Regions from separate parts of the Homo sapiens genome. Here region 1 is linked to region 2. A link is an interaction called in ENCODE POLR2A ChIA-PET data of the cell type or tissue named here. Cell type or tissue: Panc1. All regions are shown on one strand. Links, peaks and the distances in the headings refer to the core of each region. The heading gives the core; the rest is flanking DNA. Region 1 holds the start of DNAH14 (dynein axonemal heavy chain 14). Region 2 overlaps LBR (lamin B receptor).

Region 1 (9,450 bases), core at 3,327-5,826, 490 kb before region 2:
ACCTCAGAGGCGGAGGTTGCAGTGAGCTGAGATCACGCCATTGCATTCCAGCCCAGGTGACAAGAGTGAAACTCCATCTCAAAAAAAAAAAAAAAAAAAAGAACAAATGTATTACAATAGCCACAGAGAATGCTAACTGGTTTCTAGAGTGTCAACTCCAAACTGTTGGTGGTTTCCAAAGTATACACACTAGCTCAGTGGTAGAGGAGGTGGTGGAGTATCTGCTGTGGGCGTGGTTCATTAGCTCCACAGTATTCCATCTATTAATACTTGTCAGAAGGGATCTTATAACTCATTGAATGTATCTCATCCAATGTATCAACTTCCCCTTCAACATTCTCTTCAAATGATTGTCAGGCCTCTGCTTACACAACTTAGACAAGTCCCCCGATTCTGCTTCAAACAAGTCCTCCCACTGGCAGAGGTTTCGCTACTTTTCAAGGTGTGGGATCCATACTTAGACAGCTTGACTAATCAGACATTTTTTCCCTGATATTTAATGTCAATCTGCCCTCTTATAGTTTTCATGCATGGGCTCTGGTTGTATACCCTGGAGCATCAAAGAATATGTCTATTCCCACTTCCTCAGGATAATTGATGAACTTTACCTCCAGCCAAATCATACTGTGAACTCAAGAAATTCACAATCAACTAAAACCCTTAAGATTTTGTTCATGATTACTATTGTTAAACCACATCTACCCCCATATGTTTTTGCAAAGTTAGTTTTTTGGACCCAACTATATTCTACACATACCCCTATGAAACTGGACCATGTTAGACTTGGTGCATTGTTTCAGTTTATAAAGATTCTCTTTGATCCTGGCTCATTTATTTACCCATCCCAGTTTCATATTGTATGCACCTAAACCAGCATGCCATGATGTCAATATCGAACTCTTTAATAAAAACTTTGAAAGGAATTAGGCCAAGGAGAGCCTAGCAATATAGCATTAGAAACCTTTTACCATGAATTAAAAAATTCCTAAGCACAATATCACTTTTTTATCCATAAGGATATCATGAGAATCTTTACCAAATGTCTTGCTAAAAATCCAAATAATACCATATCAATGTTATACTCTTTATCCATTTATGCAGTTCATACTTGAAAGTGCTATTTGAATTTGCTCATATATCAAATTGCTTTATAAAATTTAAGTCCCTTTATACTTATTCAAGGAATCCAGTGGCCTAATAAGCTTGTCAAAAAAAAGAAAATGCATGAACAAATTCTCAGAAGTTCACTTTGTATTATAGAATTAAAATATCTGGTAGTTTTCTTGAAGTAGAAAAAAGAGTAATATTTTTCAGTGATATTTATGACTATAAAAGAGCTACACAAAGGTTCATAGAAAAAAGCCCCATTGCCGGGTGTGGTGGCTCATGCCTGTAATCCCAGCACTTTGGGAGGCCGAGGCAGGCGGATCACAAGGTCAGCAGATTGAGACCGTCCTGGCTAACACGGTGAAACCCTGTCTCTGTTAAAAATACAAAAATTAGCCGGGCGTGGTGGCGGGCGCCTGTAGTCCCAGCTACTCGGGAGGCTGAGGCAGGAGAATAGCTTGAACCCGGGAGGTGGAGCTTGCAGTGAGCTGAGATCGCGCCACTGCACTCCAGCCTGGGTGACAGAGCACGACTCCATCTCAAAAAAAAAAAAAAAAAAAAGAAAGAAAGAAAGGAAAAAGCCCCATTAACACTGAAGCATTGGGTAGAAAATAAACTAATCTCCTGAGTATAATGAAGATGAGTGTTTGAGAGGTTCAACAATTCCAGTCTTCACTGCAACACTGTCCCCAGTTAGCCAAACCACAATGAGATACCATCTCACACCAGTCATAATGGCGATTATTAAAAAGTCAAGAAACAACAGATGCTGGTGAGGCCGTGGAGAAACAGGAACACGTGAACACTACTGGTGAAAATGTGAATTAGTTCAACCATTGTGGAAGACAGTGTGGCGATTCCTCAAGGATCTAGAGCCAGAAATGCCATTTGACCCAGCAATCCCATTACTGGGTATATACCCAAAGGACTATAAATCATTCTACTATAAAGACACATGCACACATATGTTTATTGCAGCACTATTTACAATAGCGAAGACATGGAACCAACCCAAATGCCCATCAGTGATAGACTGGATAAAGAAAATGTAGTACATATACACCATGGAATACTATGCAGCCATAAAAAGGAACAAGGTCATGTCCTTTGCAGGGACATGGATGAAGCTGGAAGCCATCATCATCAGCAAACTAACACAGGAATAGAAAGCCAAACACTGCACGTTCTCACTCGTAAGTGGGAGTTGAACAGTGAGAACACATGGACACAGGGAGGGGAACAACACACACCAGGGCCTGTCAGGGATTGGGAAGTAAGGAGAGGGAGAACATTAGGACAGATAGCTAATGCATGCGGGACTTAAAACTTAGATGATGGGTTGATAGGTGCAGCAAACCACCATGGCACATGTATACCTATGTAACAAACCTACACGTTCGGCACTTGTATCCCAGAACTTAAAGTAAAATTAAAAAAAAAGTTTAATACACTTTTGCCAATACAATTTTAAAGACATTTTTATGTTTTTCAATTTTTTTTTGTCAAAACTGTGAATCTGTGGATTTAGCTCATTTAATTTATGGAAAATGTCTGCTGTATAATCAGCATTGTCAAATCAATTAGCCAAATCAGGCTGACTTTTTATCATAAAATCTGACTTCATTTTTCCATTGAAATAATTTCATTAAAAAACATTTAAAAAATGATTACAGAAAGCACTGGGAAAGAACGTATAAATGCATTTAAAAAAATAGATTACTAAAACCAATCAAGTTAAGATGAAATACTATAGATATACTTTATTCACTTTTATAGTAAGTTATACAAAAAAGAATAAGCCTATATAAGGTAAGGGAGTGGGAAATGTCAAGGATAACGCCAGTGATTTTTGGTTTAAGCAAATAGAATTGCTATTTACTGAGATAAGGAACACTGGATGTGAACTCAGGCGGCCCTTCATAGTCTGTCTTTTTTGTTGATCTTATTTTGTTTTAGACAGTCTATTGACTGATTTTTTTTAAGTTACGACTCTCAACTTTTTGGCCAATTTTATTCAAATGGAAATGATTATTGGCATATAAAAACATTATTTCCAAAATGTTTTTCCTTTTTAAAGTGACATATTTCCTTACCCCCAATACCTAAACCCTCTTACCAAACAGCGTCTCAAAGACTCAAATTCATACATAGATTTTACTGTAATATGCCGAATGGTTATATATTTAAACTTATTAAATATTGTAACAAAAATGGGAAGCTGATTTTTAAAATATTAAACACAGCCTTAGATGTAATAGGCCCCAACAAATCTCTACATTTTTTTTTCCTGTGGATCCCACCAAGAAATATGAAGTCACCCAGGTATTTTTTGTGCCTAGCTCAGTGCCTGGCACATAGTAAGTGCTCAATAAATATTGTAGTTGTTGCGTGAGTGAAATATAGAACATTAACTTACTAAATTTTTATAAGACCTTTAAAAAGAAATGGGGTATTTTAATATATATGTAATTATTTTTACCTTAGAATTGTATACCTCTTAGACCTGTTTTATTACATATATACGATCCTTCACTAGTAAGTGAGGCTTTTTAATGAAAATTCACGCCCACGAGTTGTGAAAATCTTAAGTGTAAGTCACCTCTTTCAGAGGTCTCAGAGCCACCTGTTCTGCAAAGGCACACATTTCTCCCGCCTTTAGGCCATACCTAGGTAGGCATGCAGGTGGTAGAAAGGTCAGACTAGAGTCTTTAACTTGGGCACCATATCTGATCTGCCTTTAGGGCACACTTTTGGGCCACACTCTGCACCCCCAACACCCCCCTTACCCCCAGCACCGTCGGTGTCACATCGGGGGCCGCCGCGTACCCGCGGTGGAATCTCGCAAGAGCCAGGGCCCCTCCTCACCTGCCCGGCACCCAGGATCCCTTGCGCCGCGTTCGGGACCCCACCCCCATTGTGGCCTCTTCGCCAGGGCGCAGGCGTGGCTCTTGGTCAGGCGGTTACGGCCAGGAGGCGTCGGAGCCTGGCGTGGTAGGGCTGTGCTGCGCGGTCCTTCCCATTCACCCTAGTCTGGCGCTCGCCGGCGTGGGCGGGCCGGACCTTCGCCGCTTCCAGGAAGGGCCACAACGGCCGTCGGACCACGGCGCGGCGGGTAAGGTCGTCAGCGTCTTCCTGTCAGCGGTCGGCAGAGCCTCGGCGGGCGGGCGGCGCGTGGGGCAGCCGGTGTCGCACTGGGAGGGCTGCGTGGGCGCGGAGGGCCTGGGCGCTCCCCACCCAGCTGCTGTGGGAGCGCCTCCGAGTCCCCGCGCGGAACCCTCACCAGGCAGATGCTGGCGCATCCACCAGGCGCCGGCGCCGCCACGCCGGTAGCCCCGACCGCAGGAGCTCTCAACGCGAGGTTCTTCTTAGTTGCTCTCCCTCAGGCAGGCCGCGTTCCCTTCTAGTCCTATATTTCTGAAGTTTTTTAAAATTTTCCATTTATAAACGAATAATGAGCTATTTGAAAAACCTTGCCATCACTTATTGTATAATATATACATATACACTCTCAACACAAATATATATGGATTATTATAAGTGATTTTGTATGTAGAGATATAACTTTTCTAAGAAGTTGATGAATTACATTAGGGACACTAATGGATATTTTACTTGCGTTTGTGGGATAGACTACGCTAGGAAATATATGTACATATACAGTCATGTGCCTCATAACAGCGGTAGTCCCATAAGATTATAATGGAGCTGAAAAATTCCTGTCGCCTAGTGATGTCATAGTCAAGGCATTATGTGTTTGTGGTGATGCTATTGTAAACTGTGCTGCCAGTCATAAAAGAGTAGCACATACAATTATGTACAGTACATAGTACTTGATAATAACAGATGAGTATGTTACTTGCTTATGTATTTACTATACCATACTTTTTTTTTTGAGACGGAGCCTCGCTCTGTCGCCCAGGCTGGAGTGCAGTGGCGCGACCTGGGCTCACTGCAAGCTCCGCCTCCCGGGTTCACGCCATTCTCCTGCCTCAGCCTCCGGAGTAGCTGGGACTACAGGCGTCCTCCACCATGCCCGGCTAATTTTTTTGTATTTTTAGTAGAGACGGGGCTTCACCGTGTTAGCCAGGATGATCTCGATTTCCTGACCTCATGATCTGCCCACCTCGGAGTCCCAAAGTGCTGGGATTACAGGCGTGAGCCACGGCGCCCGGCCTCTATACCATACTTTTAAACGATTATTTTAGTGTACTCCTCTTTATTAAAAAAATGTTACCTGTAAAACAGCCTTAGGCTGGTCCTTTAGGAGATATTCCAGAAGAAGGCATTGTTATCATAGGAGATGACAGCTCCATGTGTTATTACCCCAGAGACCTAGTGGGACAAGATGTGGAGTTGAAAGACAGTGATATTGGTGATACTGATCCTGTCTATGCCTAGGCTAATGTGTGTGTTTGTATCTTAGTTTATAATTAAAAAGTTTAAAAAGTAAAATAAAATTTTAAAATAGAAAAATGCCTATATTAATAGAATAAGGATATAAAGGAAATATTTCTATACAGCTGTACAATGTGTGTTTTAAGCTCAGTGTTATTACAAAAGAGTAAGAAATAAAGTTTATAAAGTAAAAAAGTTACAAGAAGCTATGATTTATTATTGAAAAATTTATTTTTATATTTAAATGTTTTTATTTGTACCAGATTATGAGGTACGTGAGAAATTTTGGTACATGTATCTAATGTGTAGTGACCAAATTACGGTACTTAGGTTGTCCATGACCTGAGTACAATATATTTTTGTTAAGTACATTTTACTCCACTATCAAACACTGAATTTATTCCTTATATCTTACTGAGTCTTTGTACCCTTAAGCCCACTTCTGTTCATCCTCCCACTTCCTGCCATTCATCCTTCTCAGTCCGTGTTATCTATTTGTCCACTCTCTACCTCCATATAGTATTCAAATTTTAAACTTAAATTTTATTCAAATTTTGTAGCTCCCACATATAAGTGAGAACATGATATTTATCTTTTTGTGCCTGGCTTATTTCACTTAAGATAATAACTTCCAGTTCCATCTATGTTACTGCAAATGATGTGATTTCATTCTTTTTTATGGCTGAATAATATTTCATTTTGTATATATGTACCACATTTTTTATCCATTCATCCATCGATGGGCACTTAGGTTAATTCTGTATCTTTGCTTTTGTGAATACTGCTGCAATAAATGTGTGAGTGCAGGTATTCCTTTTATATATTGATTTCTTTTACTTTGGTTAGATACTCAGTAGTGAATTGCTGAATTGAATGGTAATTGTATTTTTAGTTTTTTGAGAAATCTCCCTACTGCTTTCCATAGTGGCTGTGCTAGTTTACATACCCACTAACAGTGTATAAGAGTTCCCTTTTCTCCACATCCTTACCAACATCTGTTATTTTTTGACTTTGACTTTTTATTAATAGCCATTCTGACTGGGGTAGGATGGTATCTCATTCTGGTTTTTGATTTGCATTTTTCTGGTGGTGGTGAGCATTTTTTTCAAATACCTATTGGCTGGTTACATGTCTTCTTTTAAGAAATGTCTATGCTTGTCCTTTGCATACTTTTTAATGGGATTGTTTGTGCTTTTCCTGTTGAGTTGTTTCAGTTCCTTGTATATTATGGATCTTGGTTCCCTGTCAAATGAATAGTTTGCAATTTTTTTCTCCTATTGAACAGGCTGTTTTTTCACTCTGTTGATTATTTGTTTTGCTGTGCAGAAACTTTCTAGTTTAAGTCCGATTTGTCTATTTTTATTTTTATTGCCTGTGCTTTTGAGGTCTTAGTCACAAATTATTTGCCTAGCCTAATGTCCAGGAGAGTTTTCCCTAGTTTTGGATCTTATGTTTAAGTCTTTAATCCATTTTGAGATGATTTTTGTATATGGTGAGAGATAGTGGTCCAGTTTCATTCTTCTGCATGTGGCTGTCCAGTTTTCCAGGCATCATTTATTGAAAAGGGTATGCTTTCTCCAATGTAGGTTCTTGTCAGTTTTGTTGTAAGTCAGTTGGCTATAAATATGTGGCTTTAATTCTTGGTTCTTTATTTGGTACAATTGGTCTGTGTGTCTGTTTTTATACCATTGCCATGCAGTTTGGGTTATTATAGCTTTGTAGTATATTTTGAAGTCAGGTATTGTGATGCCTCCAACTTTGTTCTTTTTGTTCAGGATTTCTTTGGCTATTCAGGCTCTTTTTTTATTCCATATGAATTTGGGGGATTTTTTTCTAATTCTGTGAAGAATGATATTGGTATTTTGATAGGAATTGCATTGAATCTGTAAATTGCTTTTGGCAATACGGTCATTTAAATGATATTAATTCTTCCTATCCATGAGCATGGGATGCTTTTTTATTAGTTTGTGTTGTATTCAATTTCTTTCATTAGTGTTTTATAGTTTTCTATGTAGAGATCTTTTACCTCCTTGGTTAAATTTATTTTTAGGTATTTTTCTTTTGTGGCTATTGTAAATTAGATTGCCTGCTTGATTTATTTCTTGGCTAGGTCATTATTAGTGTATAGAAATGCTACTGATTTTTGTACATTGATTTTGTATCCTGCAGCTTTACTGAATTCATCTATAAAATCTAAGAATTGTTTGGTGGAGTTTTTAGGTATTTCTAGATATAAAATCATATGATCAACAGAGAGGGACCATTTGATTTTCTTTTTTTCCAATTTCAATGCCTTTTATTTCTTGCTCTGGCCTGAATGTTCTGGCTAGGACTTCCAGTATGAGGCTGAATGAGAGTGGTGAAAGGGGACATCCTTATCTTGTTTCAGTTGTTACAGGAAAGGCTTTCAACTTTAATCCATTCAGTATGATGTTAGCTGTGGGTCTATCCTATGTGGCCTTTGTTACTTTGAGGTATGTTCCTTTTATGCCTGGTTTGTTGAGAGTTTTTATCATGAAGCAATGATGAATTTTGTCCAATGCTTGTTCTGCATTTATTGAGATTATCAAATGGCTTTTGTCCTTCATTCTATGTGATGTATCATGCTTATTGATTTGCATATATTGAACCATCCTTGCACTCCTGGTATAAATCCCATTTGATCATGGTGTATTATTTTTTTGATGTGCTGTTGGATTTGGTTTCCTAGTATTTTGCTGAGGAGTTTTGCGTCTATGTTCATGAGGGATATTGACCTGTTGTCTTCTTTTTTGTTGTTGTTGTGTTCTTGTGTACTACAGATATCACTAACGTTGTTTACAGCCAAAGAAATGCGGAGACTACACTAATACACACACGCAGACTCAAAGCCAAAGTACCGTAACAGCCAGTACCATAGATATATCTTCAGGGAAAAGTCCTTCCCTATGAAAGTATCAAAAATAGGAAGAAGTGACTGTTACACCAGATGCACAGATATCAGCATAAAAACATAAAAAACATGAAAAAGCAAGGAAATATGACACCTCCGAAGGAACACAGTAAACCTCCATCAGTAGATCTTAATAAAAAGAATTTTCAAAATCTCAGATACAGAACTCAAAATACTGATTTTAAAGAATCTCAGTGACATACAAGAGGATTGTTAAAAAATACAAATAAATCAGAAGAATAATTTAGGACATGAATGAGTAATTTCCTAAAGAGATAAGATTCTTTTGAAAAGAACCAAATAAAAATTCTGGAACTGAAGAATTTATTGAAGTAAATACAAAATACATTTGAAAGCTTCAACAATTGATTAAATCAGGTAGAAAAAAGAATCTCAGAACTTAAAGATAAGTGTTTTGAAATAATTCAGTCAGAAAAAATAAAGAAAAAAGTATAAAAAAGAATGAGCAAAGTCTTCATGACATTTGGGACAATAAAAAGTGACAAAAGTTATGAATTATTGATATCCCCAAGGGCAAAGAGAGAAAGGATTAGAAAACCTGTTTTACAAAATACTAGATAAAAACTTCCCAAGTCTAGCAAGAGATTTAGACATTCAGACACTAGAGGCTCAGTGATCCTCAGGCAGAAACAATGTGAAAAGATCCCCACGGCACATTATGATCAGACTGTCTAAAGTCAAAGATAGAATCTTAAAAACACCAAGAGAAAAGATCCTTGTCACCTATAAAGGAAACCCCATTAGACTACTATAGATTTCTCTGCAGAAACCTTACAGGCTAGAAAAGAATGAATGATATATTCAAAATGCCAAAAGAAAAAAATGCCAACCGAGAATATATTATCAGCTAAAATGAAGTGAAGGAGAAATGAAGTCATTCCTAGACAAATGCTGAAGGAATTCAGGATCACAAAATTGGTCCCCTAAGAAGTGCTCAAGGGAGTCTTAAACCTGGAAGTAAAAGGATGACATTTATCATCATGAATACACATGAA
Region 2 (6,098 bases), core at 2,694-5,193:
TCATCAATTTGAGTCTTAAAAAAAGAAAATCACCATTTAATCTATACTTGAGTCTTCTTCCATCAATAAGAGGCGTTCCTTCTACAACCTTAAAAGAAAAAAAATTTACAAATTTACTAAGCACATCACCATCATATATACATATATACACACACACATATATATATTCTAGTATCACTTAATTTTCAACACGCCCAAGAAGGAAGATATCTTGTAACATGGAAATTTAGTAATATGTTTCAAAAACCCTAGTGGCAAGCCCTTTAATGACGCAATTCCACCTTCAGGAATTTATCTTAAATACAAATTCAGTAATGACTTCCTAGTGTAGGACCAAGCAACTGCAACAGCCACGCTCCCTGCCACACTCCTGTGTACCACCACCTCAAGACTAAATGTGCTTAAATACCTTTATATCTAGTGGATCCCTAGCTCAAACATCTACCAATGGCTACCATACTCTTACAAAGTAACAGTATGATTCCATTGTCTTCCATTTGTGGGGTCCTTTTCAATTGGGCTCTACCCTGTTTATCCACTCTACTATGACCCAAGTGCTATTTGATGACGCATACTCATATGCTTACTTGCTCTGCTATATATTATATATATATTGCCCATCCAGTTATTTAACCATTTCATGTGATTCTTTTATCTGCAATAAGAGACTGTGAGAAACCAGGTGTGGTGACTCATGCCTGTAATCCCAGCACTTTGAGAGGTCAAGGTGGGAGGATCACTTGAGTCCAGGAGTTGGAGACCAGCCTGGGCAACATGGTGAAATCCCCTCTCTACAAAAATACAAAATACAAAAACTAGCCAAGCCTGGTGGCACGCGCCTGTGGTCCCAGCTACTCGGGAGGCTGAAGTGGGAAGATGACTTCAGCCCAGGAGGAGGTTGCAGATTGCACCACTGCACTCCAGCCTGGGCAACAGAGCAAGACCCTGTCTCAAGAAAAAAAAAAAAAAAGAGAGAGAGAGAGAGAGACTGTGAGCACGCATCATGCATCAGAACCATCTCCTCTCTTCATTCGGCATCACTCACAGCATTCAGCACAGAGATACCCACAGGCATGGTACCCAATAGAACTGGCTCAGTAAAAAGTCCACTTGCTCAATGCAGCCACGTTTTACCCCACAAAATAACTATTCAGAAATGTAGCAATTCATTTCAAACTGTAAAATATAAATATAGTATCATTTGCTCTGGGCTAAACTACTTTATCTTATCATTAGCTACAGATTTCATTAGCTAGCATTCCTCCTCTCCCAAGAGAAACGTAAAAGCTGTTTGAGATCACAGGATTAGTAAAATGCCACATGCTAATTTCAGATGATCCTTATCTATTAAAGGAGTCTAGTAAATGCTGTGTTAGGCTTTAATCTGTGAATATATAGATCCAAATATACAGTCAGCCCTCCGTATCGACGGGATCCACATCCATGGATTCAACCAACCAGATCCAAAATATTTCGGAAAAAATTGCATCTGAGCTGAATATGTACAGACTTCTTTTTCTTGTCCTTATTCCCTAATACAGTATGATAACTATTTACATGGCACTTACGTTGTATTAGGTATTATAAGCAACCTAAAGGCAACAAAGTATACAAGGAAGATGCACACAGGTTATATGCAAATACTATACTATTTCTTATCAGGGCCTTCAGCATCCTCAGATTTTGGTATGTACAGGAGGTCCTGGAACCACTCCCCAAGGATATCAAGGGATGACTGCATAATATTAATATATATTTTAATATATATGCTTTTAGTCACTTTAGTCTATGAGTATATACATATATGACTTTAAACACCAAAACTGCTTTCCTTGATACTCTGAAATCACCTTACCCTAAATGAATCTGAATTTAACTGTAGAGGCTTACTGTAGAAATGACTGAAGGTCTTTATCACAAAAATCCTTGCTAGAGCCACTAAAGTTATGGTCTCACTCCACAGTATTAAGCCTGCAGCTCTACCCTCCTATCACTGGCATTCACCAGTAAAACCGATCCTTTGGTTTACAGACAGTTGGCAAACTTGCAAAGCCCTAAGAATAAGATCTTTAAATAAATTATTTATTACTTAGGGAATCTCATGTTTCTTTAAATATATCCAAGTAAAGGATTCTACTGAAAGAAGAAAAAACTACACTTAGCAATGGAGAGACAAATTTTAAAGATATTGCAGGAATCTGAAAACAACGTAAAATGTTCTTGACAACAAGCTTCTGAAAGAGATGAAAATTAGAAACTTTTCATACTTTTTTAAAGTAAAAGATGTAGACTAAAGTCCATCGAGCCCAGTAGCCTATCAATTAATCATTTAAAATGCTGCATCTGAAATGACACATACTAAGAGTGAATTTTTTTTCCATAGCAACCTCCACTGAGAGTCGGCTACTTTGCAAAATAGCCTATTCTTTTCTATTTGGTTTGAAAAGTTACACAAGAAATCTCAATCAGATTTTTTTTTAAGTTCCTCCTAATAAGCAAGTGTTATACAGACAGCACAAGAGAAATGGCTTCATGAACTAAGTTTTGGGAATTATGACCAACAACAGCCTTTAACCTTTAAACTACTCTAAGGCTGGGCAGCATGGCACAGGCCTGTGGTCCCAGCGACTCAGGAGGCTGCGGCAAGAGGATCACTTGATCCCAGAAATTGGAGACCCGCCTGGACAATATAGTGAGACCTCATCTTATTAAAACAAAACAGAATTACCATAAACGTACCTTTCCAATTGGCAGTAGGTAGAACAGGACTTGAATCAAAAACCACAGGAGGTAGACCCCAAATACTCTGGTTTCCCATAACTCATACAAAGCTGGCAAAGGAGGAGGGAAATTCAGAAGACTGGGATCTTTCTGTTTACACATCAACAGCAACAGGAAGAGGAACACAGGCAGGCCAAACATGATGAGAAACACACCTGCAAACAATTCATGAACATTCGAGGCTCAAATTTCAATCTGGTTTATTTATTTAAGAATCATGTTAGATTTGTTAAGATCAGAACTCGTTATCTGGCTAACTGTCTGAAACCAATTTCTAATGTACCATCAAAAACTCCCATCTCTACCTGTCACCTCTGGTGGCCTGGCAACCATGGGCATCAAAGTAGTAAAAAAAATAAATAAATAAAAATAAAAAAAAAAAGAAAGAGGTCCAACATTGAATAGCTACACCCACCTCAGAAACCAAGCTCTAAAACATTTGACCTCCAACCACTAAGGAGCGAATGTGTTGAAACTCCAGCAAACTGAAGATCAGAACATCTAAAAATTATCAGCCTAATCTTAACAAAAAACTTTATATTCCTCAGTTTCTAACAATTAAAATAGTGTCACGTTCATGTAATGTGTGCAGATTTTAAGTGATGCTGGACAGCATCTGTAACAGGCCAGCTAGCCAAAGGTTATAACAAAATACAAAGCAATTAAGCCATGCAGGATTTTGAGCCATTTAGACAAGAAGTCTTTTCTTTTACTAGCTCATAAAATTTCATCAGTTCCACCCACTTAGTAACTCCAAAACTCTGCACACTTCAGATCTTTGACCCTCACAATCAACCCGCCTAGCAGGTAGGGCAGCCTCCGGGATCCCATTTTATGCAGGCAGCTGAGGCCCACTGCTGGCCCCTGCCGCCTCAGGTCTGACTATTAGCAGAGCTCTCTGTCCCTGATAAGTAACCATCTATGCTATACAAACTCCCAGATCAACCTTCCTTTATCACTTCTTTGTACTTCTGTGCTCAAAACCTCTGAACAGACTGCTAAAAGTTTTAAACACAGCTACAATGGCATCCTTTCTACTCCATAATCCCTCAAAATGCTCCCACCTCAAGCCTTTGCACCCACTGTTCCTTCTCTGGAAGGCTCTTCCACAGGTTCCCACCAGGCTCATTACCTTGCCTGCCTCAGATGTCTTCAGAGAGGCCTTTCCAGTTCACCTTGTGGCAACCACCCCTAGCTCACCCCACCTGCCCTCTCTGGGCCCAGCTCTGAGGCCTACCAGGTACTCCTCCAAACTCCAAGTCCTTTGCCCGGATGGGGGTCACTTCAAAGGTTCTCACTGCCAGTTCTTTTGCAACGTATTTTTCTTCCTTAGAATCTATTTCTTTTAATTTGACTTCTTCTCTTCTTGGACGAAGGCTATACTGTGTTGCTATGTAACTGCTTTCTTGTGACAAACTGAATTTTTCCTAAATGAAAAATTTAAAAATTAAATATCTGCAGTGAACAATTACCATTAATGCTACTGCATTAACTATTTCAGCATCTCAATACAGCTATACACTAGTAAGAATAAATTTGTGAAATTATATTCAGTCTTAATTTAAGGACAGAATTTTAGAACAGGTTATAAAATATTACAATTTTCAATGTGCTTCTCAAGGGAGAGTCACTTTTAACCAAAAAAAAGAAAAAAAAAAACAACCAAGATGAAAGGGAACACTTTCCCACCTGTGTATTTTTATGAGGTGCGTCATTTCTCTCAATATGCTCAGGCTCCCCATTATATCTGCTGATGCTATTTCCAAATGGCTTCTAAATTGAAGAATATAAACATTTAATCAAAAGAACTGTAACTTATTAAAAAGAAACATGATGGTAAAAACTTACTGTTTTGGAATCAAGCAATAAAACAGATTTTTCACAGCCTTAATTCTGACGAATTTAACCCTCATTTTGTTAAAAATGAAAAGGAATAAAACTGACTAGAATTTCCCAGTCTCTGAAATATTGGATAGATTTCTACATAAAATCTTTCATCTGGCCAGGCACGGTGGCTCACACCTGTAATCCCAGCACTTTGGGAGGCCAAGGCGGGTGGATCACCTGAGGTCAGGAGTTCAAGACCAGCCTGGCCAACATGGTGAAACCCTGTCTCTACTAAAAATACAAAAAAATTAGCCACGCACGGTAGCGGGCACCTGTAATTCCAGCTACTTCGGAAGCTGAGGCAGGAAAATCTCTTGAACCCGGAGACGGAGGTTGCATTGAGCCAAGACCGCGCCATTGCACTCCAGCCTGGGCAACAAGAATGAAACTCCGCCTCAAAAAAAAAAAAAACAACTTTGATCTTTCACGTAATCAGACTGAATGTCATAATTTCATTGATAGATTTTAGGGGTATTTACTATGAAAGGCAGAGAAAGTAAAAATTGGTAAATTAGTTCATTAACTGGATAAAAAACAAAAGACATTCAAAAAGACATTCACTGCTCCAAAATAGCCCATAATGGAAAACTAAGAAATAGTGGGTACTTATGCAACACACAGTAGGCCCAAGGCACTACCAGGTAAGAGGCAAAGCTTCTGTGGTTCTTGTGACACCAGGACTGTAAGATTACACTGTAAAAATATAGCAGTCACTAAATATTAAAAATGAAAGGATAACAAAGTATCACACAGCATCTGTTCCTGGAGTCCCGGGGTGGTAAAGAGAGCCACTAATAGTTAAAATGTTCTAATTCAAAATATAAGTTAGAACAGTAAGTTGAAAATGTCTGACAGCCACATTCTCCAAAAAAAAAAAAAAAAATTATAATACTCAGAATGAGAAACTGAGCATTCATACACTGATACTACTATAAACTTTCTTGATGCAATCTGGCAATATGTATTAAAAGCCTCAAATCTGCACCATACAGCTGACCTAGCAGTTCCACTTGTAAGAATCCATCCTAAGGAAATAATCAGATGTTACATAAAAATACTTGTTTGTAATAGTGAAAATATGGAAGGAAAAACACTAAATGTCTATCATTGACAGAGCTGACTTTAACGATTAAGTTACATGTATACAATTTACCATATATCCATACTATAGAATACAACAACAAAAATGATGTAGAAAAATACACTCTGAAAGGTTATCCCAATATTTTAAAATGTCTTAAAGCTGACTACTGAGCAGTATGTATATAATCCAGTTTTTAAAGTTTATTAAAAGTCTGTTGCCGGGCGCAGTGGCTCACGCCTGTAATCCCAGCACTTTGGGAGGCCGAGGCGGGTGGATCACGAGGTCAGGAAATCGAGACCATCCTGGCTAACACGGTGAAACCCTGTCTCTACTAAAAATACAAAAA

What was found. ChIA-PET counts read pairs that join two places held together with the same protein. Peaks named below come from ENCODE experiments on the same cell type or tissue, not always from the same donor. Only the 100,000 strongest peaks of a DNase experiment are listed, where the experiment ranks them.
Region 1: POLR2A ChIA-PET joins it to region 2 with 6 read pairs; 2 of 35 experiments call an interaction of 5 or more read pairs at or near these places.

What each region holds. Positions count from the first base shown.
Region 1 is chr1:224,925,617-224,935,066 of GRCh38, forward strand. It overlaps DNAH14 (dynein axonemal heavy chain 14), which reads left to right and starts at 4,059. Exons shown (of 86, transcript NM_001367479.1): 1 at 4,059-4,219. It overlaps LOC105373109 (a long non-coding RNA gene), which reads right to left and starts at 3,955. Exons shown (of 3, transcript XR_949207.2): 1 at 3,894-3,955. RefSeq lists a silencer at 4,294-4,393. In Panc1, for the core only: no CTCF peak of the experiment used is centred there; a DNase peak (open chromatin) is centred at 4,878; H3K4me3 peaks cover 2,117 bases; H3K27ac peaks cover 1,796 bases.
Region 2 is chr1:225,415,245-225,421,342 of GRCh38, forward strand. It overlaps LBR (lamin B receptor), which reads right to left. Exons shown (of 14, transcript NM_002296.4): 4 at 4,471-4,554; 5 at 4,019-4,208; 6 at 2,740-2,936; 7 at 34-88. Among named protein-coding and RNA genes, the nearest start is that of LBR, 9.7 kb to the right of the region's middle. In Panc1, for the core only: no CTCF peak of the experiment used is centred there; no DNase peak of the experiment used is centred there.